4 separate regions of the Homo sapiens genome follow, and regions 1, 2 and 3 are each linked to region 4. A link is a loop called in an ENCODE intact Hi-C map of the cell type or tissue named here. Cell type or tissue: heart right ventricle. All regions are shown on one strand. Links, peaks and the distances in the headings refer to the core of each region. The heading gives the core; the rest is flanking DNA.

Evidence for each region. Peaks named below come from ENCODE experiments on the same cell type or tissue, not always from the same donor. Only the 100,000 strongest peaks of a DNase experiment are listed, where the experiment ranks them.
Region 1: it touches region 4 in a loop (3-fold over the local background); 16 of 110 quality-filtered maps call a loop at or near these places.
Region 2: it touches region 4 in a loop (8-fold over the local background); 3 of 110 quality-filtered maps call a loop at or near these places.
Region 3: a loop joins it to region 4, with 4 times the contacts of the local background. A loop is called at or near these places in 11 of 110 quality-filtered maps.

What each region holds. Positions count from the first base shown.
Region 1 is chr7:113,787,158-113,794,837 of GRCh38, forward strand. No RefSeq gene overlaps it. Among named protein-coding and RNA genes, the nearest start is that of PPP1R3A, 130 kb to the right of the region's middle. In heart right ventricle, for the core only: no CTCF peak of the experiment used is centred there; a DNase peak (open chromatin) is centred at 3,034; H3K27ac peaks cover 442 bases.
Region 2 is chr7:113,714,704-113,722,383 of GRCh38, forward strand. No RefSeq gene overlaps it. Among named protein-coding and RNA genes, the nearest start is that of PPP1R3A, 200 kb to the right of the region's middle. In heart right ventricle, for the core only: a CTCF peak has its summit at 3,253; a DNase peak (open chromatin) is centred at 1,942; H3K27ac peaks cover 1,529 bases.
Region 3 is chr7:113,770,109-113,777,788 of GRCh38, forward strand. No RefSeq gene overlaps it. Among named protein-coding and RNA genes, the nearest start is that of PPP1R3A, 150 kb to the right of the region's middle. In heart right ventricle, for the core only: a CTCF peak has its summit at 4,267 (motif pointing right); no DNase peak of the experiment used is centred there.
Region 4 is chr7:113,914,857-113,922,536 of GRCh38, forward strand. PPP1R3A (protein phosphatase 1 regulatory subunit 3A) reads right to left here and starts at 4,153. Exons shown (of 4, transcript NM_002711.4): 1 at 3,359-4,153. The coding sequence starts at 4,140. In heart right ventricle, for the core only: CTCF peaks have their summits at 4,317 and 4,518; no DNase peak of the experiment used is centred there; H3K4me3 peaks cover 2,836 bases; H3K27ac peaks cover 3,693 bases.

The sequences.
Region 1 (7,680 bases), core at 935-5,934, 130 kb before region 4:
CCACAGAGGAAATTAATACAAACAAAAGCTGGCCCTCTAAGCATAGCAATAAAATGGATAAACTTTAATTCAAGCTGATCAGAAATAAAAGAGAAATCACAAATTACAAATATCAGGAATGAGAGAGATGACATCACCACAGAATCTACAGATATTTAAAAGGTAAAAATAAATTATTGCGAATAACTTTATTCCAGTAAATTAGACAACTTTGTTGAAATGAACCAGTTCCTTAAAAAACACAAACTACTAAAGCTCATTCAAAAGGCAATATATAACCCGAATATTTCTATATCTACCAAAGAAACTTAATTTTTAGTTAAAAATCTTTGCATAGAGAAACACCTGGTCAAATGGTTTTTTGTTTGTGTGTTTGTTTGTTTGTTTTGATTGCATCTCACTGTGTCACCCAGGCTGGAGTACAGTGGCATCGTCTCGGCTCACTGCAAACTCTGCCTCCCCGGTTCACGCCATTCTCCTGCCTCAGCCTCTGGAGTAGCTGGCACTACAGACGCCCGCCACCACGCCTGGGCATTTTTTGTATTTTTAGTAGAGACGGGGTTTCACCATGTTAGCCAGGATGGTCTCAATCTCCTGACCTTGTGATCCGCCAGCCTCGGCCTCCAAAAGTGCTGGGATTACAGGCGTGAGTCACCACGCCCGACCCTCAGATGGGTTTTATGGGTGAATTCTAACAAATATTTAAAGGAAAAAAAATGGTATCAGTTCTAAATAAACCCTTCTAGACCTAATATTCTAGTCTTGACAACATAAGATATAACTTACTAAATGAATGATCACCTACCAGGTACTCTGCTAACATTATTTTACTTAGTACTCACAAGAAACCTAAAATGTGGATGACCATCATTTCACAAGTAACAAAAATCAGGTCTAAGGGATTAATTAATTTATCCACCTTCCTAGGATGTGGGTAAGGAAGTGACAAAGCAAGGATTTTATAATTCATATATCCATAATCTTTTCATTATTCCCTAGTGAATCTCCTGTAACTCCTGAAATATATTTTTGAATATTTCTTTGCATTTTTACATATTGCTGCCTCTGTATGGAATGCATTTCTTCCCTTCTTCACTTGGTAAACTTTTATTCAACCTTTAAGTCTCAGCATGTCTCTGGAACATGTATTCTCAGGCACTACTGGTATCAGTGTAAACTGTAAACTTTCTGGATAAAAATTTGAAAAAAATTAATCATAATTCTAAATTTTTTTTCTATAAGAAGATTCACATGTATAAATTTATCCTCAAAAAACCAAATTGAACTAGCATATAAAGGGCATATAGAAAAATGATTATTATAGCACTAATATTTTATAATGCTTTCCAGCAACATGGTGAACTGAGTGAACCCAGAAGTCCCTCTTCCCATACATATGTAGACGTACTAGACAAAATAAAACAAAAATACATAAATCATAGCCAAGCATTAAAAAAGAGGAAAAGGAAAGAATAAAAGAATGGAAAAATCCTTACTTCTGAAAAATGAAGAGAACAATCAAAGCTGTAGATATATAACTGATGCCATGACAGGAGACTAGGGTATCAGACACGACACAGTTCTGAAGCTCTGGGAAATGAATTATTACTACTCATATGGGAATAGAAAAGTACCCTTAAACCAGTTCATGAAGAGTAGTTGAGACTGACTGTCCTGGAAATGCCTCACAGCCTTGAAGGATGCCACACTGATGTAAAGGGGAGTTGAAAACAGAGTCACAAGAGCCAAAGAAAGTTGTGGGACAGGTGTGTAGTTCATGCCTGTAAACCCAACACTTTGGGAGGTCGAGGTGGGAGAATTGTTTGAGGCCAGAAGTGCGAGACCAGCCCAGGCAACACATAGTGAGACCCCATTTATGCAAAATATTTTTTTAAAAAATTAGTCAGTCATGGTGACATGCCTCTACAGTCCTAGCTACTAAGGAGGCTAAGGTGGCAGGATAGCTTAAGCACAGGAATTAGAGGCTGCAGTGAGCTGTGATCATGCCACTGCACTCCAGCTTGGGCAACAGAGTGAGACCTTGTCTCAACAAAGAAAGAAAGTTGCAAAGTATCTTGCTGAGTGCTACATTTTAAAATGATTGAAAAAAGACATAAACAAATGATAATAAATATTAAGCTAGAAAGAAGGAAAGAACAGGAAAATTGATAAAGAACTAAACAGAACTTTTAAAAATGGAAATATTTTCCATAATATTAAAAATAAAATAGATGGGTTAAACCAATTCATAATAAAATTCCTAGAAACCTGAGAATAGAGCAAGAGCTTCTTAACCAAATAAAGTGCATCTGCCAAAAATCTATAGCAAATTTAAGTTGGCAGTGGTTAATGTAGTGGGAAATACCAGTTGCAAACCTGAGCTCATGATCAAGAATTACAAATATTTGAGAAGCAACAACACTGTGAAGGAGGGAGCAATAAGATTACCTATTTGCATGTAAACCTGTATTTTATTAACCCTGATCCATTATGCTTACAACCCTTTACATAGAACCCTCAGTTTCCAGCCAGTATGAGCTTAGGAGGAGATGATGGACAATGGGAACAGAAAGTGTGGTGAGGAAAGTCATGATTGGCCTGAGCTTCCTTACAAGACCTGGTAGCCCTTAGCACAGGCTTTTGAGAAAGTAAACCTGGGTTTTCCATTTATATCCATGTGATCTTGACAAACTCACTTTAATTTTCTAAGCCCAAATTTCATAATCTATAAAGTAGGGATCATGATAATAGTACCTACTTTAGAATTGGTTTATAAGAACTAAATAAAACAATGTATGTGTAACATCTAGCAAGGTGCCAGGTAACTTTAATAAAGTTTAGATGCTGCACTGTCACTATCATCCTTACTATAATTGCCCGCTCCCCAAGGTGGTGCCTCCCTGCAGCAGGATTGTGGAGTTTGCAGATACATTCTCTTTGGCAGCCATTACGGGAAGTCTGCAGAAATGTGTGGCCCTCTCTGTCCACTACACAGCCTTATTGACTCCACGATTAACTGCATGCCAGTTGCTGATAACACTGGACCTCATGACTCTGCCAATTGTCACAAGTAGAGCCTGCCAATGTCACTCAAGTTACTGTCCAGCAGCTGCCAACACTACTCGCATGTATTTGTGCAGGCCTCCTTCTAAATCTCTACCAGAAGTACTCTTCTCACTATGCTGTTTTCAGGAAGTCTTTCTCTTTTGTGTTTTTAATAATGCCATAGCTTTTTTATTAGAGCCTGTCTCCCTCCAACCCCCAATAAGAATGGCAAACAAGAAAATGTCTTTCTATACCCATTGCTCAGAATCCAGCAAAGGAGATGGGCATAATAACAACAGGCTCTATATAACATGATAAGTTTCACTGGCTATCATCTTTTTTCCTTCTCTTTCCCTTCTTGAATGGTATTTATGTTTTTGTGTTTCAAGTCTGCTTGTTAGAACCCTAGTTCAGACAATAGGCTTCGTTGTCTCGTTGGGCGTCTTGTCTGCCAATTCTCCTTCCTTCTAATCCAACATGTCATTTCTAGATTAACCTTTCCAATGAATTGCTTTAATCACATCAGATACTTACATTAAAATTTTTTTTTAGTCTATTTACTTTGTTTCTTATAAGTCCTCTTTCTTGAGGACCTGGGAGAAGATCTTTGGAGGCCAGGTCCAAAGACAATTTAGGTACACAATCACCCCTGCTGAGACGACTCATGTGCTGAAAAGTAGCCCAGCTCCTTACTGTCTGTATCTCAGGATGAGCTCCCCATCTGCTAGGAACACCCCCTGGAATTTGAGAGAGTGCGTTTCTTACCATCCTACCTTCACCTTATTTTTGACATTTGTAGACACATTAAGGAGATGGACCTCTCTGTCTTCTGCTGACTATTGCCCATCAACTTAGGTCCCAGGCCAGCTGACTTGAGAAGGACTGCACAGTGTCAGTCTGAAACTCAGGATTGTGGGCACACTCCTCAATTTACAACTGAAATTGGAAGGTTCCTATCTCTAGCAAGCACATTCCTCCAGACATATAGCCCAAGACCTATGTCCATTTGTTCTGCTTATCAATCTATTGTCTCTTAGCTCCAAATCCACTCATCTATACTTGGCTTTGCAACACTAGTGATGCAACTCTGCAAAGCAAATTTCAGCATTTCACCTCCATAGTTAACATTTCTGTTAGACTCTGACAATAGGGGACACTAGAGGGATTCTGCTAGAAGAAAGGAGGAGGAAGAGCCTTGATATCTCCTGTTTTGCTTCTTGCCTCCTTACTGTTCCTCTGAGCATCATGATAGCAATGACTCTTCATCCCAGCAGTAGCAATTCCTTTCTGCAAAAGCAGATAAATCAGTTTTGCAGAGTTTTGAACACTTGCAAAACTAGCTCCCTCATGACCTCCCCACTATCACCATGAGACAAACACACTAGTGGTCTGGCATCCACTTCTTGGAAGTCTGGATCCCAGACTCATGGGATCTCAGACTCCTCTGTAGTCTGAGTTTCAACTCTACAGAACCCCTCTGCTAAGTCTTAACAATTTTAACCATTTCCCTTTTTCTCCTTTAGGAACTCATCCTGTAGTTGCTGGCTCAGTGACACCCTAGAGTTCCCTTTTACCCTATAGATTACCTAGTTAACAAATTTCTGACTACATCCTTACAGATACAGCATCATTAGACTATTGGTCTGGCAATTCTTTTTGCTGCCTCCCAACTTCTCCATTAAATGTAGAGGTGAGCGTGCGCAGGGTAGGAGTGGGATGGTAGGGGGCATAGCCTTTGTAACCTCAGGGTTTCACTTAATCATTCTCAGCCCTCCAGTACTGTTTAACCAACACTCTAAATTAAAATTTGTCTGTTAAATGAACTATAATAAAATATTTCTGTTTTCCTATCTGGATTCTGACTGATATAGTCATATTCTTGGTATTAAGTAATGTCACTGTAATTACCACTGTTAATTGGACAGAGGATGAACACCTGTTCCAAAGAGCCCAGACCACAAAGTCAAATTGCCTGGCTCCATATCCCAAGCCTAACCCCTGCTAGCTGTGTAAAATTGTTACATAACCTTTCTGTGCTTCTTTCTTTCTTTTTCTTTTTTTGTCTTTTTTTTTTTTTTTTCTGAGACAGAGTCTCGCTCTGTTGTCCAGCCTGGAGTGCAGTAGCGAGATCTCGGCTCACTGCAAGCTCCGCCTCCCAGATTCACACCATTCTCCTGCCTCGGCCTCCCCAGTAGCTGGGACTACAGGTGCCAACCACCATCACGCCCGGCTAATTTTTTGTAGTTTTAGTAGAGACAGGGTTTCATCATGTTAGTCAGGATGGTCTCGATCTCCTGAACTCATGATCCGCCTGCCCCAGCCTCTATTTCATTTCTTAAATAGACAAATAATACTTTATAAGGTTGTTGTGAAAATTAAATGAATTGATACATGTGAGATACTTAGAATAATAAGTATTATCCATTATTTTTATTAAAGTATTTCTTTTTCAAGAATTTGAAATACTTTTCAAAATCACTTAATTAGTAGTAGAATATGCAAAAGAAGGCTAGAGAATGAGAGAAAACCAGAAAGAAGTTGAGTAAATACTGTAGTTAGTGTTGGATAACTAGATTTCTCTCAGAGCACTAGAACTATAATATCCTGAAAGAAAATGAAATCTGTTACCCAACACATGTCTCTGCACTTGTCCTATCTTCAAATAACTTACAATCAATTATAACACAGCTTGATAAATGCTAAAACAGAAAACTGTAAAATTGTATAGGGTCATGGAAGAAAGGCTGGAGATGATTCCCTGGAGACAGGATGTAAAAAGGGAAACAATGAAGAAAGGAGACAGAGCATATGCAAAAAGAATGCTCAAGAGAGAGTGCAGTATTTAAAATACATGTAAACAGTTATCCTGCACCACAGGATATGTGTAGAATGTGGGAGAAAATAAAGCTGAAGATGTAGACAGGGGCCAGATTATCAAGTCGTGATTACAAAGCCAAGGAGACTGAAAACTAGGAGTAGTCCTCAATTTAGTCTCTTTCCCATTATCTTCGTAAAGCAGAGACAACATGATGTGTTTATTATGCTGTTTAATTTCCTACAGTGTACACAGGAAGGCTACATTTCCCAACTCTCCCCATTAGAATTAGATGTGACCAACTGACAAAGTTCAGACCAAAGGAATGTAGGTAGAAATAGTACACACTAATTAAAGAACCAGTGGTCAGCTGTGGCAAGGGGCAGGAAAATTTCTTGGCTTCGTGTTCCAGAAAATTATCAGCTGCCACCAAGGGGAAAAATGACAGAAAACATGACTCCCCACCTACCATCCTCCACTAATCCTAGGAAAAACCAACTGCTGCTGGTAGAGAATCAGGAAATAAAAAATGTGCGCTTAGGGCCTTGTACTAGTATAAAAGTGATGTCTAAGGCTACTGGGGAGAGGCAGGAAACTTACGCATGTCAACTCTCCCACTGACAGAAGACAGAGTTAGGCTGAGATCAATGAAAGGAAGGAAAGCTCCTTGCCCTCTAAAGTCCATGCTGTGTTGAAGGGAAAACATGACTGCCACTGGAGGAGAAACAACATTGTAAAAGCTCCCCCTTGAGACTCCAGTGCACAGGCCCTGCATAATACTGAAAATGGAGGACAAGTGAGAGCCACTTTTTCCCCATAGAGCCATATACTTGTTGCTTGAGTAACAATCTGTGTCTTTGAGAGGGTCAGAAGCAAAGAGGTAAATAGATGGCCCAGGTATGCAGGGCCTATGCACATCTATGAAAGCTGAATGGAAAGCAGGAACACTGAGAAAAACTTCCTGGTATCCCAGCCCCTGAACTAAACACAAGAGAAACACAAGAGAGTAGAAATCTACCACTGAAGTAATTTGAAGTCTGTAGAACATAAAGGTAAATACAGCAACAAAATCTAGGTAAGGTACTGATTAATTGAATCAAGCCCAAACTAACAGCCTGATAGAAGAGATGAACTTATTTCCAAACATAAATATTATTTACCTTGGTCTTTACTGTTCTTTTATACATGATGTCTGGAATGTACTAATAAAAAAATGTAAAAGAGCAAGAAAATCTTTAAAAATTTTTAAGAAGTAAGCAAGATAACTAATCAGATCCAAATGTAACTATCAGAGAAATACTAAAATAACTATGATAATATGTTTAAAAATTTGATATGAAAAATAAACAAAATGCATGAACAGAGAGATTTCTGCAGAGAGGTGAAAATATCATAAAAGAGCCAAAGGAAGATTCTAGAAGTAAAATACACATCAGAGAGAAAGCATACATTTGCTGGGCTTCTTAGCAGACTAAACCCAGGAAATAATCAGTGAATTTCAAAATAGAGCAACATAAATTATTCAAACTAAAGCACAAATAAAAAGAGGAGAGAGAGAATCTGAAACAGAGCACCCAAGAACTATGATATGACATCTCATGGTCTAACATACATATATTTGGAGATGCAGAAAGAGATAAAAAGAAATGTTTAGAGAGATAATCGTGAAGACTTCTCCAAATCAACCACAGATTCCAAAAATTCTGAGAACTTCAGAAGAATAAATAGGAAGAAACACACCTAAGTGCATCATCATCATCATCATCATCATCATCAAACTGCTGTAAACCAAAGGTAGAAAAGCTAGATGAATACCAAAG
Region 2 (7,680 bases), core at 1,091-6,090, 200 kb before region 4:
TGTGTTTCTGTGTGAATGTGTGTGTGTAATTCTGCTGGCCTTCATACTTATAGTCAAACTAGTTTTAAATAGCAGTATCCTTTTAGACTGCTTGGGGATCCCATCTGATTAACTGATGTCATTGCTGAATCGGTGGTTAAATAACTCAGTTGTTAACTATTTTAATTTGTATATATGTGCATGTACATGAGGTAAGATGAAAAGATAAATGGGTGGCAAAGCCACCTGTTGCATGGATGTATTTGGTTCAGTCAAACCATACGTAGCTTCACATAAGTAGTTTCTAAGCAATGAATGAATTTTAAAAAATATTCAGACCTTGACATTAAAAATAACCAGGTCTATAGACCTCTGTTATATTGTCTCCCTTAAAATAATGTTGAATTAATTTTAATTTTCTAACTGGCATGACTCATAGCTTAAATGTTTTAATTTATCATAAGGACAAAGCAAAAGTTTTAATCAGAAATATAATTTAATTATTGCAAATGTAATGGTTGGTCAATTACTAGTGGCCATTTTTTCTTTTTTTTTTTATTTTAGCCTCATAAATAGTCATCTGGCATTAAATATTTGTGATCTAGGCCAGTAACCTTTTTCAGTCTCGCAGGACCTTTTTTAATTAAACTATGTCTTTGTCCCATGTCTGTAATCCTCTCACTGACATTTTATATACAAGACACCTTGCTGAAAAAAGGTCAAGCAGTACAGTTATAAATGGAAAAGAGATTAAAAGAATTCTCAAGCCATGGTGTGATCTAAGAGCAAGTTAAATATGGAGCAGGTCTTAGTAGACATGCTCAGTAGACAAGGAGGAATCCTCTGGGTAGATTTTAATGATTGGGGCAGGAAAGCAAATGAAAATTATTTTCATGGCAAAAATAAAAAAAAGCACATTTTTCATAGGCCACAATAATTACTGTAAAAGCCCACCATAAGGTTTTAGTAGCCATAAAATGTTCAGGAAAACAATTGCAAAATACATTCACAGTGTTTGTATAATTCTTGCCTACAAAGACATTTTTGTTGCTCCAGTAAACCTGGCAAATGTCAGTCTAGTGTTAAGGTTAATTAACCCTAGAAGTAAAAAAAAAAAAAAAAAAAAGAGAAAGAAAGAAAAGTTGAAACATATATGTATCAATGAAGAATAAGAACAAAATTCAAAAACTGAGTAAAGAAGTGGGAGTAAGCAAATGCCACATTACTGAAAATTCTATTTTTACCTATATGTTGAATAGTAGTTATCGTGTTTGAAAGGTAAATACATTTACAGAAGTGAGTTACATTATTATCACCGGAACATTAAGCAGAAATTGAAAACGGATTTTCCCCCCTTAATATTCTCCAGCTGGCATGTTATGACTAAAACTTGCTGAATCCATGCCACACTGTGATGCATTTAATGGTGTACATGGGTACAACTAAACAATACATTACTTGTAGTGTCTGAAATAACCCAGCAAAGCATGGTACTCAAGTGCTGAAATACCACTGTCTGCTTCTCAAAGGTTGCTTAGTTATACCAAAGAGGCCAACCTTCTCTGAAAAGCCTTAACTGCTAATTTCTTTCTGTCACTTTTATATAGTCCAGTCATAAACGTGTACTCTTTTGTTCCTATGCCATCAGAATGGTGTTATTTAGATGTTAATGCAAGAGGCAAAGCAGTTGACACGGGAGCTTTAATCATAGGACTTGATTAGTGCTTTCAAGGTTCTTAGTGTTTTGTTTATAAACAGTATATTTGGTTCAGTCAAACGTCTCTTAATTTCTAAAAAAAGAAAAGAGGACAAAAAATACAATAAACTGAAACTAGAGCTTTAACTCTGACTTAAGCTAAACCTCTGCGGGTGTTTCCCAGGCTTTGGGTTTCTGGGTGGAATCTTTGTCGGTGCTAAATGGAAAGGTTACTGTCTGCATCCTTCAGCTATTATAAGACTGCTGGCAGGGACTGAACTCTCAGGATCCAGCAGACCATTCCCTGTCCAAAGTAACTGGATGCTGTGTTTCAGAAATGTGATAGTTGACAGGCTGACATTATGACGCTTGTAACCCAGCCTGTGTCCCAAGCTTCAAATCAGCTATCAATTCAAACAATAAGAACAGTTTCTAGACATAAAAACCTGGAGGTTGTTTTGCTTGTACATTTGCTTAGTGGAAAAACATTTTATCTTAGTAATGTGGGTTATGTTTCTAAAAATCAGGCAACTTAAACCAGCTCATTGAATTCACTTGGTTATTTTCAGCATGTTCTACTGGAATTCAGCTTTTTTTTTTCTTTTCAGATGATTTGTTCCTCTGGATATAATTATAGACCTTAACCAGTTGAAAAGACAGAACAATTCAGTTAATAAAATAGTTGCTTTTTCTGAATGAAAACTTCCAACCAATTTTCTGAACTGACAGAAATGACTATTTTGCCATTGGTCATGTTGAGCTATTGGTATGCAAACTATGTTAACTTTTGTCTGAAATAAGTCAAAATGAACCTAGGCAGTCAAGACAAATTGAGTATTTGATAAATGATTTTTTTTCAGTTTACTTTCTTAATAGCTTCACCTGTAAAATAGTCAGAAACAACTTAGTAGGAGGTAAATTATGAAAAATAATCTATTGAATTATATATTCTGTGCAAAGCACTTCTTCTCAATGCCTCATTATTACTGTTGTTATCATTGTTGGCAGGTTGAAGCTCAGGAAACTAAGATTTGAGAGAGGTTATATAATTTGCCTAAGGTCATAAAAATAGTAAGTTGGTTTATGTCCAAACTCATGTTTTCCCACTTACAATACTCTCCTCCATTTCATAAACTGTCTGCACTGTCATCAAGAATAATAATATTAAAATATAAATTTATGATTTATGAACTTTCCCATTTACATCATTTTACCTAGCTATAATAGACAAGGCTTTTAGTTTTATTTCATCCATAGACCAATAAAGTAAACAGTTGAGAATATCAAATATTGGCATATGTTAAAATTATATTCGAGGAGTTGTGTTTAAAAAGAAAAGCATGTATATTGTATTCTAATGCATGGGCTTATATATAGGAAATAGAATTTAAAAGTATAAATTTAGAATGTCTATGTAATGAGTTATCATTGAGAGTATTTCCTTCTGCTTCATAAAAAATGTAATTTTCCACAACTCTGAAGATATTCAGCAAAATATATTCACTACCAGAAAAAGAACAAAATGTTTGTGATGTGGTAAATACACCAGGAGTTTGCTAGATGGTGCTGCAACATATATTTGTAAAACTCTACTAAATGTGTCTGAATAGGAAATTTTCTTGCAATTAGAAATATTCAGACCTATATTTATATTTAAAGTTGTCTATGATATCAGATTCACTGTTAGATTTCAATCTTCATTTTTATTTAATTTACCCTATATTTAACAAATTCGTTTTTGTTATTATAGGCTATTTTAACATATCCTGGGCACAATAAGCCACTGCAGAATAGCAAAGTTCAATTTCTTATATTATGTTTCTTGCAATAAAGATTTTTTCCAGCTATACTAGTAGCACCTGAGCATAATGCAAAATAAAATGATTTAATTTTAAATGTACTAATAATTCAGTATAAACTAAAACTACTTTAGAGTCCTTACTAATCTGAATTATAAAGCTATCTCTTATTTATGGCATTTGAAAATCTTAAATACATGTGTGTTAATTAAATAGATTTAAAGCAACATAAAAAGAAGTGTTTCACTGTTTTAAAAACTTTAATTTTAAAATATCAACAATATCAGAACTATGGCTCTTAACCTTAATTGTGCATTTGTGCCGGCCAACCTACATGCTAGACAATCTTCTGCATAATTAAGTTTCAGTACTGGAGAAGTAGTGGCTACTTATAAAAAAAAGAATGCATTAATACCCTTATTTCAAAAGGCTTCAGAGAGACTGTGTCTTTCTTGCTCTTCCGTCTTCTATCTTTGAGGATACAGCAACAAGTCGCCATCTTGGAAGCAGGGAAACTGTGCCCTCCCCAGACATGAAAAGCTGATCCAGGACTTATAGCTTTCAGAACTGTGAGAAATATATTTCTATTGATTATAAATTACACAGTCTGTGGTATTTTGTTATAACATCAAAAGTGGACTAAAACACCTATGCTATGAGAAAGATAGTTTAGCTTTATTGATATTAGAAAAAGTAGATTTTAAACCAAAAAGAGTTACTAAAAATAAATAGGATATTTCCTAATGTTATCTTCTACCATGAAGGGAAAATTGTTCTAAATTTGTATGCACTTGATAATAGTTTCAAAACTATAAATAAGAAAGCTACATAAATAAAAAGCAGTAAAATCTACAGTCAAGTTACAAGAAAATTCTAACACTTTCCTCAGTTATTGAAAGAATATGTAGATAAAACCATGACTAATTATAATAAGCAAACTTGGCCATAATGAACATATAGGGAACACTGAATACAATTGCAGAATATTTTTGAGTGCATGGAAATCATTTAACAAAATTTACCTTATTCTGAAATGTATCAATTCTCTAACAAACTAAGATTAAAATCGCACAGTGAAATAAAGTTAAATATCAGTAAGAAATATATAAAAGGCAACTAGAGGCCAGGCACAGTGGCTCATGCTTGTAATTCCAGCACTTTGGGAGGCCGAGGCTGGTGGATCACGAGGTCAGGAGTTCAAGACCAGCCTGGCCAACATGGTAAAACTCTGTCTCTACTAAAAAAAAAAAAAAAAAAAAAACAAAAATTAGCCAAGGGTGGTGGCACATGCCTGTAGTCCCAGCTACTCAGGAGGCTGAGTCAGGAGACTTGCTTGAACCCAGGAGGCAGAGGTTGCAGTGAGCTGAGATTGTGCCACTGAACTCCAGCCTGGGTGACAGAGCAAGAAAAAAAAAAGAGGGCAACTAGAAATGCATCCAAATGTTTAAATATTAAGCAATTATTTCTGGATAATCACTGGATAAAAGAAATCACAAGGAAGGTTAGAAAATATTTTGACTGGATAATAAAGCAAACATATATCACATCTTGTGGGGTATCTCTAAAATGATAATTTGAATGTGTTTATGCCAATAAATCTGAGACTTTTTATGAACAAAGAACTCCTAAAATAATACAATTTTTGAAAACTGACCAGAATGAAATAAAAAATCTAAATTACTTGGTATCCAATTAAAAAAACACATGTGTAATTAAAAACATTTCTCAAAAGAAAATTTTAGGCTCTATTGGCATCTGCAGTAAATATTTCCAACATAAGAAGTAACACCAAACTTACAGAAACTCTTTCAGAGCATAGAACAAGAAGAAACGTTCCCCAACATATAAGGCAAATAACTTTGAGATGAAAATCTGACAAAAGCATTGTAAGAAAGCATAATTATAGGATAATCTATCTCATGACTACAGATATAAAAATTTTCAAGAAATTATTAGCCAAAAGAATTTCCAGAGCTAAGGTACAAATGTCGCCACTTTCCCGATACCAACAATAAACAAGTAGAACTTGAAATTTAAAACACAGCACCATTTACATTAAGACCCCACAAAATAAATATTTAGGTGTAAATCTAACACAATATGTGCAAGATCTATTTGAAGAATACTATAAAAATCTGATAAAAGAAATCAAAGAACTAAATAAATGAAGAGATATTCGATGTTCATGGATAGGAAGATTAAAGACTGTCAAGATGTCAGTTCTTCCAAACTTGATCTGTAGATTCAATTTAATCCAAATAAAGATCCCAGCAAGTTATTTTGTGGAGATCGATAAACTGATTCTAATTTTAATATGGAGATGCAAAAGACTCAGAATAGCCAACTCAATGTTGAAGAAAAGAAAAAAGTTGGAGGACTGGCACTACCCAACTTCAAGATTTGCCATAAAGCTACAGTAATCAAGACCATGTGGTATTCATGACAGAATAGACAAATGGATCAATGGAACAGAACAGACAGCCTCAAAGTAGACCTACACAAATATAGTTAACTGATCTATGACAAAGGAACAAAGGTGATACAATGGAGAAAAAATAATCTTTTCAACAAATGGTGCTGGAATAACTAGACATCTATGTGTTCTCAAAATGAAAATCTAAGAGTAATTCTAATAAGTAAGACTACACAAAAAAGTACAAAACATTATTAAGAGAAATTAAAGGAGCTACATATTTTCTGGGTTCAACTTTATACAGACACACCCATAACATGCATATAAATAAAATTTCATAACTTTGTTCTGTCTTCCCTGTTGCCTAAAACCTTTCTAAGTCAGATTTATCTTAAATATATGTAGTCATATTTAGTGATGATCTTTCTGATTCAGACTTCAATAACTTCCTTGGACAAATAAATTAACCTATGCAATTAAAAAAATCATTACCCCTAATTATTCCTTTAGTTGGTGAGGTAATTTCATCTTTAAGATTTCCACACTAAATGCAAAGCCTCTGGTCAGGGTGCGATATCAAGCTACATTTTGCTAATACCTCAGATAACAGGAAAGTACAATCAGAATAGATTGGGGTGCAGGAGAGGAAGAATACAGGAGAGAGGAGGGGTTTAAAGACAAGCATTTCATAATGCTTCACAAACCCTGCTCACACCATACAGATCCTTTTATTAAAATTAATTCTCACTTATTACAGCTAAGAAATAAAGAAAGGGAATACTTATTTACTAAGGTATGTTTCTTAGAGAAAAAAACACAAAGGCTACTATAGAGATCTTGCTTTCTTTTAAATGATCATATCCTATTTTCCTCTACAGCCCCATTCTTGACCCACAAATCAGTTCCACTGCCCTCTTCTGAATATCATGAATATTATTAATATAAAACTGTAACTTAGTTAATTTTGTTTTCTCAACACATACAAATTTCAGTATTTAAGACATGTATTATGTTATATAGGCTATACATTCCACAGTCCCAAAGCAGGAAATAACGTGTTTTTCAATGTCATTCTTTGTGGGATATAATTATTATAATGTTATATTGTAGATACTCAGGAACCATGACTCTGGTCATAATCTTGAAACTTCTCAGAGATTCCAGTATTTGAAGAATAGAAAAGAACATATATATATATATATATATATATATATATATATATATATATATATATATATAAACTCTAACCCAGTCATATTACAGATGAGGAAACTGGCGTTTCCTCTTCTAAAAGCACAAAGTTATCCATGATGAAGAGCCTAGAATCCTGCCTCACTGGCCCAATCCTTGAAGTGTTCTTTTGTGGTGAATAAAAATCATTCATTTTTTTTCTCGCCTTTGCCAAGTGAATGTTTCATTGTTCAGCTGAGCTGGCAGAACAGATGAAGGCAAAAGAGGCAATACTCAGGAGCACAGTTACTGATAAATAATTGCAACAAGGACATTATAATTATTTAATTAAAATCTGCGCATGGGGAGAGATTATGAGTCTTTCAGCTTGCTACCTCATTTAGATGATACTAGTCATTAACCAATTTAGCTGGAGTCAGCGCCTAAATGTCCACATGCTCCACTTTATCTTTGAAACCTGTGCAGTCAGCAGCCATGGCTGCATGCTCTGTATCCTGCTGCTGGTGCACACAGGCACACTCTCTAATAGCTTAAGAGACACTTGAATGTCTTAACTACCCATAGCCATCTCATAAACCTTCTCTGGAATTCTGAAGATTTTC
Region 3 (7,680 bases), core at 1,597-6,596, 140 kb before region 4:
TTGCTCATTTAGTTTTTCCGTCTATAGGCTTGTGTTAACCAGCTCAGTCCCTCTATGTTGTCGTAAGGACAGAGGGCTTTCTGTATCCTGGGTTCTTGCCTTGGTGTACTAGAAGAATCGGATCACACCTGGGCTTGGAGAATGAGTGCAAGGTTTTATTGAGTGGAAGTAGCTCTCAGCAGATGGGGGAGCCAGAAGGGAGATGGATTTCCTCTGGAGTTAGGGCACTCAGCGGCCCGGGCCGCCTGGGCTCTCCTCTGACTGCCCTGGCCAAACTGTGCTTAGTTCTGCCAGTTGGTGGCCCATCAGCCTGCCAGTGCCTGTTGGTGCATTCCTCTCGAAGTCCAGCTGCCCGTGTGTTCCCCCACCTATATGCTCCTCTCCACGTCCAGGTGCCTCTGTGGGTTCCTCCACTGATGTCCTCCTCTCCACCTCCAGCTAGCTGCCTCTGTCTCTGCCTTGCTAGGGTCTCAGGTGGATGGGGGTGTGGCAGGTCAGAGTGGTCTTGGGAAATGCAACATCTCGGCAGGAAACGCCTGTCCTCACCTAGGTCCATGGGGGTGGAGCCCCAGCCAGGGACCACGCCCTCCTCTACCCAGCAATTCCCTTCCCCACTTCCGTATAACTTAAAGGGTACCATGCTCTTCCCTTCCCAGCACTCCGTGTCACTGTCATATCCCTTTCTCTTCCTAGAAGCTACTTACACTAAACAGGTCTATTGTATTTCTTTTTTACTCCCTGGCATATTTTTCTCCTTCCCATAAATATCTGTAGTAATTTTACTTTATATTGCTTTTTCTCAAGCAAATGTTATTGTATTTATCTAATTTTATGAATATTGGAATGCATATAATCCATGTTAGAAAGATTTATACCACAGAGACAAAATGAATAATATTTTGTATCATATTTGTAAATATCATTTATGTGAACTCTTTATTTCTCTATTCCCAAAGGAGACAAGATATCTCAGAAGAAAGGGACCAATGTGTTTCCTCACTTGACCAAGTAGTGTGCAATGGGAATAGAAATTCAAATATTTTACCAGCAAAACCTCCATTAAAAGTCTCATCCACGCCTAATCTCCTTTTCCTTTACTTCCATCATAAAAGAAACAAACATGAAAATAAATAAGTACAGCCAACATTTCTTACAGCAATAAAACTGTATTAACATTTATACTGTCATTAATAAGGTGTGATACAGAGTGCTAAATGCATATTCACACAGATTTCTGTGGGCTCCAATTCAATAGAGCATTATCCCCACAATGTCATTTTATGCTATTACAAAGACAATTATGCTAAAAAAATAAAAGTGCTATGAAAATATAACTGAGTCATGTAGGCTTCGTATTGTCTAACACCCACTATATAATAATAATAGAACCTTGTAGTTATAGAATTATTTTCTGTAAGGAACTGAAAGAACTTTCTAGGCATAGTTTCAATATGTATATTTCACAAATAAAATAGACATAAAGGATAAAAGTATAAGTTCAAAAAGTGATTTTATTTACTCATCACTTTTTTAATAAGGAAACAATATTTTATAACAAATATTAGGTATTTTATAAATAACTTTAAACAGTATAGAATGCTACCTAAAGTGACATCCATATAACCAATTGTGTTTAAAATAACCAGCTATTAGTAAGTTAGTGATACACTTTACTGTTTGTTTAACTGAATTCAGCCGTCTCCCTTTTCTACCCAACCTTTTCCACCCAACCTTTTCCAGTCCTTCACCTCCTTAGATATCTTGTATTTGAACCTGGCAAACAATTAATGAGCCTTCAACTTAAAATAAAAATCACACTATTTACTCCCTGCTATGTTGCCTGGGCTATGCTGAGTATTAATAATAAGGCCGAAAAAAGCTGGGGAGTCGAAGTCTACTTTGATCATAAATTAAGCAGTGGTTTAATGTGTCCCACATACTAATCTCCATCACAATACCTCTCTACCATTGTTCCATCTTTCATTTTGGAAATTTTAGTGTTCAAATCAGGCCTCCCTTGTCCTCTCTGAATTTCGCATTTGTTCTGTCCCACAGCCTCCAAATGATCAAAACTGCCACTCCTCTTCTTTGGCATGGCAAGGGATGTACCCATTTTCTACTGATTAAATAGATGCTGCTGCAGATAACTGAACTTGAATAATCTCATATTAAAATGACTGATTCTGGTATTAAAATTATAGATTATGATAACTGTAAATGACTGCAAAGCTTTGGAAATCTGCTTAAAAATTTTTAGAAGATCTGCTACCCATCAGGAAAGTAAGACTTAACTTAGTCCTTATTGGGGCAATCATTGGTAAAAAAATAAAATAATTTCATGTTATGTCCTACTAAGTTAAATATTTCAATAACCTGGTTACACACATCTCTTCAGAGCGTTGTATAGTGAGGCACAGAGTTACAGTGATGGGTTACTGCTTTCATTAGTATTTAATTTTTAAAACTCAGAGACAGGTGTTAACTCACTATAACGGCATGGGTTATGATAGGAAGGAATATTGTATCAAACTACTGTCTGAATATAAAGTGCCTACAGAAGTGCCTATAAAAGCACCTTCCAATATTTACAAATCATCAAGTAAATGATTAAGGACCCTTTTAAACATTTTTCTATTTTGCATCTAAATAGTCTCATTCTCCAATCCACTATGAGTTTATTTTTTACTAACTGTAATGTTATTATTTAGTTTTTACTTGTCCATCAAATATCTCTTGTAAATATTACTCCTAAGATACTATCCTCTTAAAGGCGACAACATTGTCTTTCTTGTTCAAAGATATATTCCTAGCTCCTTGCTAATGGTATATATTCAATAAATATTTGTGGGCCAGGCATGGTGGCTCATGCCTGTAATCCTAGCACTTTGGGAGGCCGAGGCAGGCAGATCACTTGAGGCCAGGAGTTTGAGACCAGCCTGGCCAACATGGTGAAACCCCGTCTCTACTAAAAATACAAAAATTAGCCAGGCATGGTGGCACACTCCTGTAATCCCAGCTACTCTGGAGGCTGAGGCATAAGAATCGCTTGAACCCAGGAGGTGGAGGTTGCAGTGAGCTGAGATCACACCACTGCACCCCAGCCTGGGTGACAGAGGGAGACTCTGTCTCAATAAATACATAAATAAGTAAAATAAATATTTGTTGATTGACTGAATGTAGCCCTTGCCCAGGCATCTTGTATATAATCCCTACTAAACATATGATATTTATGAGTTCTAAGTATTTCATTTCCTATAGGCACAGCAGGATTGTGACACTGAAATGGTGTCTTTCCAGTCCAAATTACAGAACCTTAATAAAACCTTTGCTTTACCACAGAGCTAAAGTACAATTTTCCAAATTGAATATGACTTCCCAAAAGAAATAAATGATTAACTGTTGCCAAAATAAAACCAATGTGCTGCATCAAAACTACATAATAAATATATATAAATGCCAGATGGCAAGATAATAATAGTGTTTAATGTTTCTCAGTTTTTACTTTCATGTGGTAAAATGCATTATAATCGTATTTACTATTCGTTGTCATAATAAGTATCAATATCAAATAATGTTATCACAACATTATTATGCTTACCAAAGACAATTACGTACACTATAATTTATTAATTTTTTATTTCCGACAAGTTCTTGGAGACGGAAAGCACCAGACCTGGATTTTGTCCACATTTCTCACTGGATCAAAATTTGTCCTACTTAAGAATCCCAAAATGTTAAAGGTTTTCATGAAACTTTACATCTGTCTTTTACACAAATGCAAAGCTATTAATTTTCTACATTCAAAATGATTAACTATGGGAATTAGTAATATCACTCAAATGCTTCTACTTGACCCTTAGTCTACCTTGGAAGGGCATCCTCAAATTATAAACAACTCTAATTTAGGGAAGAAAAGTAAAACATAAATTTGAGCCTTTTGGAAAACAATACAATCTCTCCAACACTCATTTTAATAAGAATGTATTATATGGGTAATGTCCCTTCTACTAAAATCAAGAAAGAAAATCTCTTGACCCAAAGTTGAAAAGTTAAACCAATCAAGATTCTAACACTAACAGCAATAGCGCTGAAGGATATTTCTTTTGCAGGAATATAAATTTGAGGGACTTGAAACCTGAAAAAGCTGGATTGTGTAATTAGAAAGCAATAAATGTAACTCACCATGATTTAAAAATGATTTTAAAAATTGGGGAAATAATCAGAACACTTTGGAATTATTGTGAACATTTATCTTAACTCCCAATGGCCGCTAGATGGCACCTAGTATTTGGCAACCATAACACTTCTGTATTTCCAGAGCTTAAAATAACTACAGCACCAGGTCAGTTCTGACAGAGCAAAAATTAATCCTGCCACAGACATGTAACACTTCCCTGTCAGATATCTAAATTTAAAATGCATGTGGTTTGCTGGTCACTCAAGAAAATATACAATACCATTTTATTTTTCCCAGGTTTTAAAAGTTTTGCTAAAGGAATTGTGAGATTTAAATTTTCGAATAAGGTACTTGATTTGCATCATTCAAAAGTAGGGATTGGGAGTATTTTGCCCTAGATATGCTCCATTCTTTAAGCATTAGTTTAATTCTGCTGGGGCAAAGTTAAGGTAACATTTAAAATAGATGTTTAAAATTAAATGAGTCCATTGTGACCAACACTACCTTAAAGGGATTTAGAGTAATAGACCCCTTTTTTATCCGTGTATTAATTATTCAATAAACATTTTTGAAAATATATATGACAAAACCTTGTGGTTTGTACAGTAGGCTCTGTATATACTACTGTTTATCTTTTTAGAACACTTCATTGTAAAATAAGAACAAAAATAAAAATAAACTCTACCTATTTAAATGTATGCCTGATGTCTAACAAGCTATCTAGGAGAATGAAAATATTCAAATGATTATAGATTTCATATCATTGATTCAGACATGAATTCAGACTAATAAGACAGATGAAAAAATGATTTTCAGGGTGAAACAGAAAAATAATTTTTAAGTGTTCAATTGAGATGTTAATCTTTTTTCACCTGGTTGTATATTTTCATACTGAGGAGCAATATAGGTGTGGAACAGACATGAGAAGAGAAATGCTTTCAAAAACACCAATTTCTCTTTCGAAAACACCAATTTCTCCTGCTTTCAAAAACACCAATTTCTCTTGTGTCTCTGTTTTCTTTCTCCTATAATTCTTGTTTTTCCTTCTCATTCTATTTTGCTATCTTATTTCTATTGCCATCCTCTTCTCACTCTATCCATTCTCTTCTCACTCTACACAGTCCCCAGGGTCCTCTCTGTTCCTGGATTTGGCAAACACCATACACACTAGTGATATTCCTGTTTTTCCTGTTCAGCTTTCTCTTCTGAGAAATATATACGTGCTTACTTGGCATACCACCTGTATATTTGATAGACAACTCAAAATCACTTGGCCCAAAACTGAAATTTTAGTCTTCCCACTCAACCTCCTCACCCTTTTGAATAACTCACTCATTTACTCACCCAAGCCACAAACTTGGAATTCCTTAGATTTTTTCCCTTTTCCTCACATTTTATATCAGTAAGTTCTGTAGTCCTTATCTTTTAAAAATTTCCTACACCTTATCCCTCTTCTTTGTTACATTTAAACCCTTACTATTGCAAGTAACATCTTCCTTCCTTGATTGACCACCTACCTGCTTCTGCAAATTCATCTTCGTTCTCTGTCTAGACTCTAAAGTTGCAGTTGACTGAAATACTCAGATTTCTACTCCTTTTTATCTCTCCTGCCTCTTTACACTGGCTGTTCCCTTTGCCTATCCACTGCCTTGATTTTTCTGCCTGGTAAATTTGTATTCTTTCTTCAGAGTTCAGCACATCTGTGAAGTTTTCCTTGGTATCACCAGATAGAGCTGGCCATGGTACCAAGTTAACACCTTGACACAATGACCATCTGAGCTTTAGTTTTGTCATAAAGAAAATGGACAAATCATGCATCTACATAATGGCATTTTTTTTTTTTTTTTTTTATTATACTCTAAGTTTTAGGGTACATGTGCACATTGTGCAGGTTAGTTACATATGTATACATGTGCCATGCTGGTGCGCTGCACCCACTAATGTGTCATCTAGCATTAGGTATATCTCCCAATGCTATCCCTCCCCCCTCCCCCGACCCCACCACAGTCCCCAGAGTGTGATATTCCCCTTCCTGTGTCCATGTGATCTCATTGTTCAATTCCCACCTATGAGTGAGAATATGCGGTGTTTGGTTTTTTGTTCTTGCGATAGTTTACTGAGAATGATGGTTTCCAATTTCATCCATGTCCCTACAAAGGATATGAACTCATCATTTTTTATGGCTGCATAGTATTCCATGGTGTATATGTGCCACATTTTCTTAATCCAGTCTATCATTGTTGGACATTTGGGTTGGTTCCAAGTCTTTGCTATTGTGAATAGTGCCGCAATAAACATACGTGTGCATGTGTCTTTATAGCAGCATGATTTATACTCATTTGGGTATATACCCAGTAATGGGATGGCTGGGTCAAATGGTATTTCTAGTTCTAGATCCCTGAGGAATCGCCACACTGACTTCCACAATGGTTGAACTAGTTTACAGTCCCACCAACAGTGTAAAAGTGTTCCTATTTCTCCGCATCCTCTCCAGCACCTGTTGTTTCCTGACTTTTTAATGATTGCCATTCTAACTGGTGTGAGATGATATCTCATAGTGGTTTTGATTTGCATTTCTCTGATGGCCAGTGATGATGAGCATTTCTTCATGTGTTTTTTGGCTGCATAAATGTCTTCTTTTGAGAAGTGTCTGTTCATGTCCTTCGCCCACTTTTTGATGGGGTTGTTTGTTTTTTTCTTGTAAATTTGTTTGAGTTCATTGTAGATTCTGGATATTAGCCCTTTGTCAGATGAGTAGGTTGCAAAAATTTTCTCCCATGTTGTAGGTTGCCTGTTCACTCTGATGGTAGTTTCTTTTGCTGTGCAGAAGCTCTTTAGTTTAATTAGATCCCATTTGTCAATTTTGTCTTTTGTTGCCATTGCTTTTGGTGTTTTGGACATGAAGTCCTTGCCCACGCCTATGTCCTGAATGGTAATGCCTAGGTTTTCTTCTAGGGTTTTTATGGTTTTAGGTTTAACGTTTAAATCTTTAATCCATCTTGAATTGATTTTTGTATAAGGTGTAAGGAAGGGATCCAGTTTCAGCTTTCTACATATGGCTAGCCAGTTTTCCCAGCACCATTTATTAAATAGGGAATCCTTTCCCCATTGCTTGTTTTTCTCAGGTTTGTCAAAGATCAGATAGTTGTAGATATGCGGCATTATTTCTGAGGGCTCTGTTCTGTTCCATTGATCTACATCTCTGTTTTGGTACCAGTACCATGCTGTTTTGGTTACTGTAGCCTTGTAGTATAGTTTGAAGTCAGGTAGCGTGATGCCTCCAGCTTTGTTCTTTTGGCTTAGGATTGACTTGGCAATGCGGGCTCTTTTTTGGTTCCATATGAACTTTAAAGTAGTTTTTTCCAGTTCTGTGAAGAAAGTCATTGGTAGCTTGATGGGGATGGCATTGAATCTGTAAATTACCTTGGGCAGTATGGCCATTTTCACGATATTGATTCTTCCTACCCATGAGCATGGAATGTTCTTCCATTTGTTTGTCTCCT
Region 4 (7,680 bases), core at 1,497-6,496:
GATATCTTTAACTTTGAAGCCTAAAATCCTAACTTTGAGGTTATATTGTTTTGCATGCCATTTTAGCTTATTTGTCTATGTACATTTAATGTGATTTATATCAATGTCATTTTTGTCATTGATTTTAAAATAAAACCCATCAGATATATCAGGAATCTGCTTAGTTTGCTAGCATATGTGGTGATACTTAAGTATCTCATGATGCATGCCTTTCGGTGCAATTAAATATCTTTGGGTCACTCTCAATCACATGCCTATGAGTTACAAGCTCTGCCTCCCCTTCTCTCTACATATTTCTTTCTGTCCAAAGTGTACAGACTATCAGGCATCAAAAGAAAATAGACAACCCACACCAATGTGGAGATTTGCAAACTCTTAACATGAGAAAAATCTCCATAGAGAAAACATAATGCCTGGGTGGGTGATTGACTTAACAGAAATCCTACCTAAATGTATTTCCACATTCATTCATTCCATACTTATTAGAAGGGATTATTGACACTTTCAGAAGATACAATCTCAGGCACCCTGATAGCAAATTAACTTTTTTATTAAGAAGAATTGAAGTTAGCTGTTATTCTCTACACTAGGGCAGCCTGATTTTCATTTTAGCTATGACTGATATTACATACTATTACTAATCTATTTGCAGGTATAAAGAAAAAATCATATATATATATGTATGTATATGTATATACATATATACATATACATATATACATACATATACATACATATATACATATACATATATATACACATACATATATATACATATATATATTCTGTTTTTACCTTCTGAAAGAAATAACCTCCAAATTAAGCTACATAGGAAGTGTAGAAATGCTCAGAAATGACCCATTTAGATTCTGTAACTATTTGGAGAGAAGAGATTTTAGTAGCTATAATTTTTGATCAAATAAGTATTAGTTCATTTTTATTTTAGTCAAGTACACATTTTGTAAAATAACACCGATAAGGTGTGCTATTTTTCTCTAACCAAACTCTTCACAATAAAATCCAACTGCAATATTCATTTAGAAATTTGATAATGCTCTCTTGTGTGAGTTTTAGGAATATTTGAAACCCCATTGCATATAAATTATATCATGGAAAAGCTGTATAAATATTCTATTATGGCACATGCTGTTCTAAGGATCTGTCAGGATTTCCTTTATACACTCCATTTTGAGTGGTATATAAATCAGATGTAAAAATTCATGTTGGACTGAAATTCAGCACAAAATGCCTCCTCCAGAGGCAAATGCTTTTTTCAAAATGTGGTTCGAATTATGTTGGTCATTTTTAAGTTACAGAAGTGCAGAAAATGTATTTGTGGTTTTGAGGGAGAGAGATTTTTTCCATTTTTATAACTCATTAGGAAACTTTACAGGCCTTCAGACCATTTTGTGGTTTAGTTCTTCTCAGGTTTTTCCCCAAAGCAATATTAAAACTTGAATGGTGTCCGCTGTGAATCCAATGATTACTGTTCTGAATACAAATGTATGTGTGGATACATATAGTTCTACATATCTTCAACTAGGAGAAGTTCCAAAAATATTATGACCAAGGTAGAAGATGAGGCCTATCAGTTGGCTAGTCTTTGCCTTGGTATCAGTCAAGTTTGGCATATCAAAGGAATCAAAGGAATCCCCTATCCAAACCACAGTTCAGCAGGTATTGCTTGAATTTTAAAACTGCATTAAATTGCAGAAAAATCCGCTGAGTTCAACACTGCCTCTTTTATGAGCTTTTAGACAATAATGCTGCGCCTTTTCTAAATTTTGGTTTCTCTAACATATAGAGCAAGTTGCAGTGTGTTTAACAGATATTCACTAATGCTTATCTCATTTCTAAAGTATTTAATATGTATATATTATGCATATAAATTAGTTTGCTAAATAATGTTGAACTTATTTTGTTAGTGTAGCTAATGTGTTAGAGTAATTTCATAAACATCTAAATTATTATTTTAGCCTATGTAGAGATTATTATACTCTCTTTCCTAACAGCATCAGTTAAAATCAAAGAAAGTTTGATTTAGACCAAGAAAGTTGGCCTAATTCACAAAGTTGATTAAGCCAATATTTCAGATGACTTTAAAGGAAAATGAAAATAAACATAATATATATGTTTGAATTGCTTCCATCTATACTGCATTTAGTTTATTAATACATTGGAACAATGCATTTAGTAGTTATTATTTATCGTTTAAAGCACAATTTTTAAAAAAATTTCCCAATATCGTATCTTATGCTTTGTATTAAATTCCCCTTAGAGAATTAAATCTGGGTGTCTTGATTCCAAAACAGTTCCCTTTCCTATTTCCTATATTTCCTATTTCCTACATTACACTATTTCTGGTACAGTTACCAAAATCCTTGGGTTTAGGGACAGTTAAGATGGACCACTCAGAGGATGATCAAACATTTGCCTGTGGCTGGAGCAATGTAGACTTTCCCTCTGGGATACTGAGGAGCAGAAGGGGTCTCACTTCTCCTGAATGTTTTCTCTACTTACCTAGTGTCACAGAAATTAGCCAGCTATGTACTATCGAGACAGCTGAATGCCAGTTTTTCTTATTTTTCACATTAACAAGAGAGTAAGGTTACTAATGAGGGGTCACATCCCAAATCTCTAATCTATATAGCTGAATATCCCTATTTATATTTGGGTCATTTTTTGTTCTGCTCCATTGACTTTTACTAAATTATACTAATTTGTGTTCCATAATGTTATTCTTGGTTATAATTAATGAAATTTTGTGTGTAACTCATATATCACTGATATACTTATGTCTTTCTGTTAATCATTAAGGTCATTTCTTTTATAATTTAAATTAACATGTATCACTTCAAACATCCCTGTATAACTCAAAACAGTTATGAAGAAGTTCTTTGCAGCTTTTGGGAGAAGTTTACAAATTTCTGAGAACTAGATACATATTGAAATATAGTTTTATGTTAATCAAAACTGTTTCAAAGGAAAGCATAGACATTTAAAAACGACTGAAAATAAAAGTACTTTAAATGTCAAAGTAAATAATTTTATATGTGAATAATCTAGATTTCATGGTTTGAGCAGGAATAATTTATAACTCATTAGGCAAGTAATATACACAGTGCACTTCTCTCCCAACCTATTGCATTACAGCCATATTTTTTCTCACATTTGTAGAAAGGGTTACACAGTGCTATTATTTGAATAGCTTTGACCTTGTTAAAGCCTGGCACCATTGTTTTTTACATAGCAAGCAGTATATTTTTAAATAGAGTCACTTTCTTACAACACATGAAATAAAGAATGACATAAAAACTTTAAGATTGTGAATAATAAAATATGTAAGATATATCCTCACCTTGATTTTACCTTTAAGCAGCCTTTTATTTGTCTGTTAGGAACTTCTTTCCATGGTTTTACAGGCTCCGGCTCTTGTTCTTTCTTTTGACAAATGAATGTATAATTTGTGCCATTATTATTTGACCAAAATGTACCAACAGAAGTTTCATAACGTATACAAAACTCAACTTTACTGCCATCTTTTTGATAAGGAGGAACCAATACAATCTTAAAGGAGAACTGGTCAGTTTCACCATCACATGAATTAGGAACATATTCTGCTAAAATGTCATAATGTGTCTGCCAGTCATCTAAAGACATTCTTACATATACTAACTTCTCAAAAGAAACATTCAAAACTCGAATAATACCCTTGATACTTGTAGACCCAAGAAGAGACTCAGTTGACTCCAGTATTGCTTTCTGTATTTGGAGTTGTTGCATAAGATCTTCTTTTGAAGAAGGCAAGTCAAACAGTGGGGCTAAAACATATTCTTCTGTGTGGAAAATGTCCGTCCCTAAGTCAAAAGTGGTTGAAGCACTCGGTAATTCCCAGCAATCAAATTCTTTAACAGACACAAGATTGAATCCAAAGGAATCAGCAAATGAAACTCTTCTAGTACCTGAAGATGGGGTATCCAGGTATATGTCTTCAGAAGAATCAGAACCTCGTCTACTTGGTTGAGGGGAGAAACCAGGTTGGAAAGTAACTTCTTCATCTTCACAAAGAGAGTCAGATAAATTAGGAACTTCTAAAAAATTATCTTTGCTAATCTGACTAGGTACTTCAGAAGGCTCCATTGGGCTCTCTGATATCAAATAAGAGAGAACTGTACGACTAGTAGAGGCTGACATTTGAGATACTGAGGCTTAAAATAGGTATAATGTTACAGTTGACATTGCAAAAAGAACTCAGCTCTATAAATAGGTCCAATGGCGTGTCAACTATGCTAGCCTGCAACCCTGCTAGCCTCCCCCTAAAGGCCTTGCATATGATAGCATCCATGCTACTCCCACCAGTATGTTTCAGATTTAACTGGCAGTTTTTAAAGCTGTATTTGTTTATGAGCTAAGTTCCAAACAGATATTTTTAAATCATGTTCTGCTGTATTGGAAATCCTGGAACTTTAGGATAAAAATATTATTTTAATTAGTTGATGTTAAAAATGAAAATGTGGATTTTTTTTAAATAAAATAAAAGTAGTATCACAATACTGAATATGTAGTTTGGACTAAATTAATCCATGGAGCAGGTAAGTGCAAACAGGGAAAGATAAGAACATTTATAGAACTGAAGAGATCCAGAGCCTACTAATAATGACAGCTATCATTTTCAGGGATTTATAAATGTATAGCTTTATTACAAAAGGGTTAAATAGAGGTGCTGAAAGTTCTGAGGAAGGAAACATGATTCAGATGGGGAAGGTATCATTTTAAATAAAGCATGAAGGGTAGGTGGAATTTAGACATGCAAGGTTGGAGCAAGGCAGATTGTCCAGGTAGAAGAAATAACCCAAGCAAAAGCCTAGAACAAAGAAGTAATCAAATTCATTATTTTAAACATTAGTACATTTATTTTAATTAAGCCATGGGAAAATACAGATAAGACATGTTATTGATTTACAAATATAAGTGGGCAAAGGTAAGCCTGATCCAGGACTAATACATCTACGTAGAATAAAATGTTCTTTTGCAAATGGCCATTTTATGCCCACAAAGCAGAAGTTGATACCATCACACCTTGAAATTCAATATGAGTTTTAAAGTATGAACAGCCTGCTTAAACTGTCACGTTTTTTTTATGTCATAAAACCCAAGTTGGGGGATGGTCATTTTGGTAAAAACCTATAAAAATTTAACTGCACACAATTTGACCGAGAAATGCCCCAGCTAGAAATTTGCTCTGTCAGTATGGGAAAGTATACAAAGATAAATAGAGATCTATGTTCATAACAGAATTGTGCGTTTAACAGTCTCTACAAACCTGTTAAATGTCCCTCTCGAAAGAGCATTGGATAAATAACCCATACAATAGAATGTTTTAGAAGGATAAAGTAGCACTTTATGTGCTAATATGGAAAGATAACCAAGATAAATGGCTAAGTGATAAAAAAGAAAATGTGTACAGATATGTACATAGAAAACTCCTGAAAGGATACAAAAGACAATGTTAGCAGTATTTACTTCTAACCACAGAATTTAAAGATGGCAGAGGAATGGGGGCTCTATTCATTTTACTTTATGGTCTGCTGTACTGTTTGAAATATTATACATGAGCATGGTTTTCTTTCAAAATATCTATTAATTAAACTGAAAAAATATACGAAGTGTGAAAGGTGATTAGTTTTTCTTTTTATAAAGAGCCCAATAGCATAATTTCTTTCAAATGAAAACCTCATTAATATGGTATAACTTATTAGGTAATTTGAATTGCATAAAGTAGTGGATGGAGAAATTATTTTCTAAAATTATAAGTGACTAGTGTCTAGAAGGATAAAGAAATGAAATTATTTGAGCTTTATCTCATCCACATAGCTAGAATGGGTGGTGACCACATGGATTGCTCAAGAATGGGTAATGGCTGCGGAAATGTCTGTGCCTTTCAGATTTGATGACTACAAGTAGCTATATTTCAAGGTACCTGAAATACATTGCTATGTAGTCAAGGAAATCAGCAACAAAATGCTTTATGGAAATTAGTAAAATAGTTCATATAGCCATGTAAATAATGGGATAATGAAAATTTAAGATATAATAATGTACTGAAATATTTTAACTATCCAGGAGTTAGTTAGCAAAGGAATGGAAATGAAGACCCCTGGGTCCATTTCCTGGCTCTGCTGCTTACTAGCTGGATGACCTTCCGAATGTTACTCAGATGTTCTAACCCACAGTTGCCTTAATTGTCAAAGTACAATGTTTAAAATTAAACAAGATTCTTGTTAAATGTCTAGCACAAAACCTATAGTAATAGCACCAGTCACTATTTCAATTCCGATATATGTTTGTAAAAGGCTGATTTCTAAGGTATATCAACAGATAGATGGATAGATATGTAATCTATCTAGCTACAGAGAATTCATATATATCATTAAGAAATGATTTGTAATTTGTTTCATTTTTGTCTTTTTCAAAGGCTATAGTGTGTAACACTTAGCTTTATAAGACATAATATAGCTCTACATTAGAAAATGGTCCTGTTATTTGATCTAAACTTTTCCCTTGTTAATGTGTCTCTTTACACAGAGCACTACCTTGATTTGTAGTAATCACTGCCTTTCTTTTGGAATTTATAACCTTCACATAATTGTAGACAGTTGACATGTTCCCCCTTAGTCACCACTTAGCTAAAGCAGAGTGATTTCATCTTTTTAATCTCTTCCCACATGTCAATCCTCCAGTGCTTTTTACCATTTTGTTACTCCTCTATGAACTCCTTCCAGCTTGCCTGTATTTTTCTGTTAATGAGCTGCCCCCAGATGAATGCAATATTATAGATCAAGTGTCTCTGGAGCATGAAAAGAAATACTAACAGCCTCAGCCTTGTGACTTGGTGTTTGCATTCAGTTAAAATTCACATTTCCTTGCTTTATTTCCATATCACAGATCAGACCAATGTCCCATTTTCTCATATCCACCACTACCTCAATTTCAACACAATTTATCACACTCTTCTTCAGCTGCTAAGGTATACTGTTTTTAGAAGAATTAAAGCTTTTTCTTTCCTTCTTTTTTTTTTTTTTTTTTTTTTTTACAAACTAAAGCTCAAGTCTCCATGCATTCCATAATTTTTGGTATTAATCAAATATTCTCAAAGGCACCATTAACATAAAAAACAGTATCAGTCAGGAACCCAGTAAATAGGAAATAGATGGCATGCTCAAATAAGATAATTTCAGGAGGATTTATTTACAAGGGTCTATTTATAAAGTGTAAAGGCAGAGAAGCCACAAGAACTAGTGTGACAAACTGGGGTCAATTGCATCAGAGCTTTTACCATCCTTCAAGGGATAAGGGAAGGGAACACTTATCAGAACTTGAAAGCAAAGCGTGCCATAAAGAGCTTACCAACTGGAGACCTGGTCAAAGGACACAGCCAGTTGAAGACGACTTTGCCAGGAGTGATCCGGGAGCATAATAAACTGAATTCATTCTTCTCCCTTTTTATGATGTCCTACCAGAGCTACCTATTGGCCAGAGGGCATGGGAACTATTATAGTTCATTCAGGTCAGTCTCCCGCAGCAGAAAACAGGGAGGAAAATGGTGGAAAGGGTGGCAAGTGGATTTGGAGGAGCAAACAGAAGATATGAGGTATGAAATATATGCAAATATGTATATAA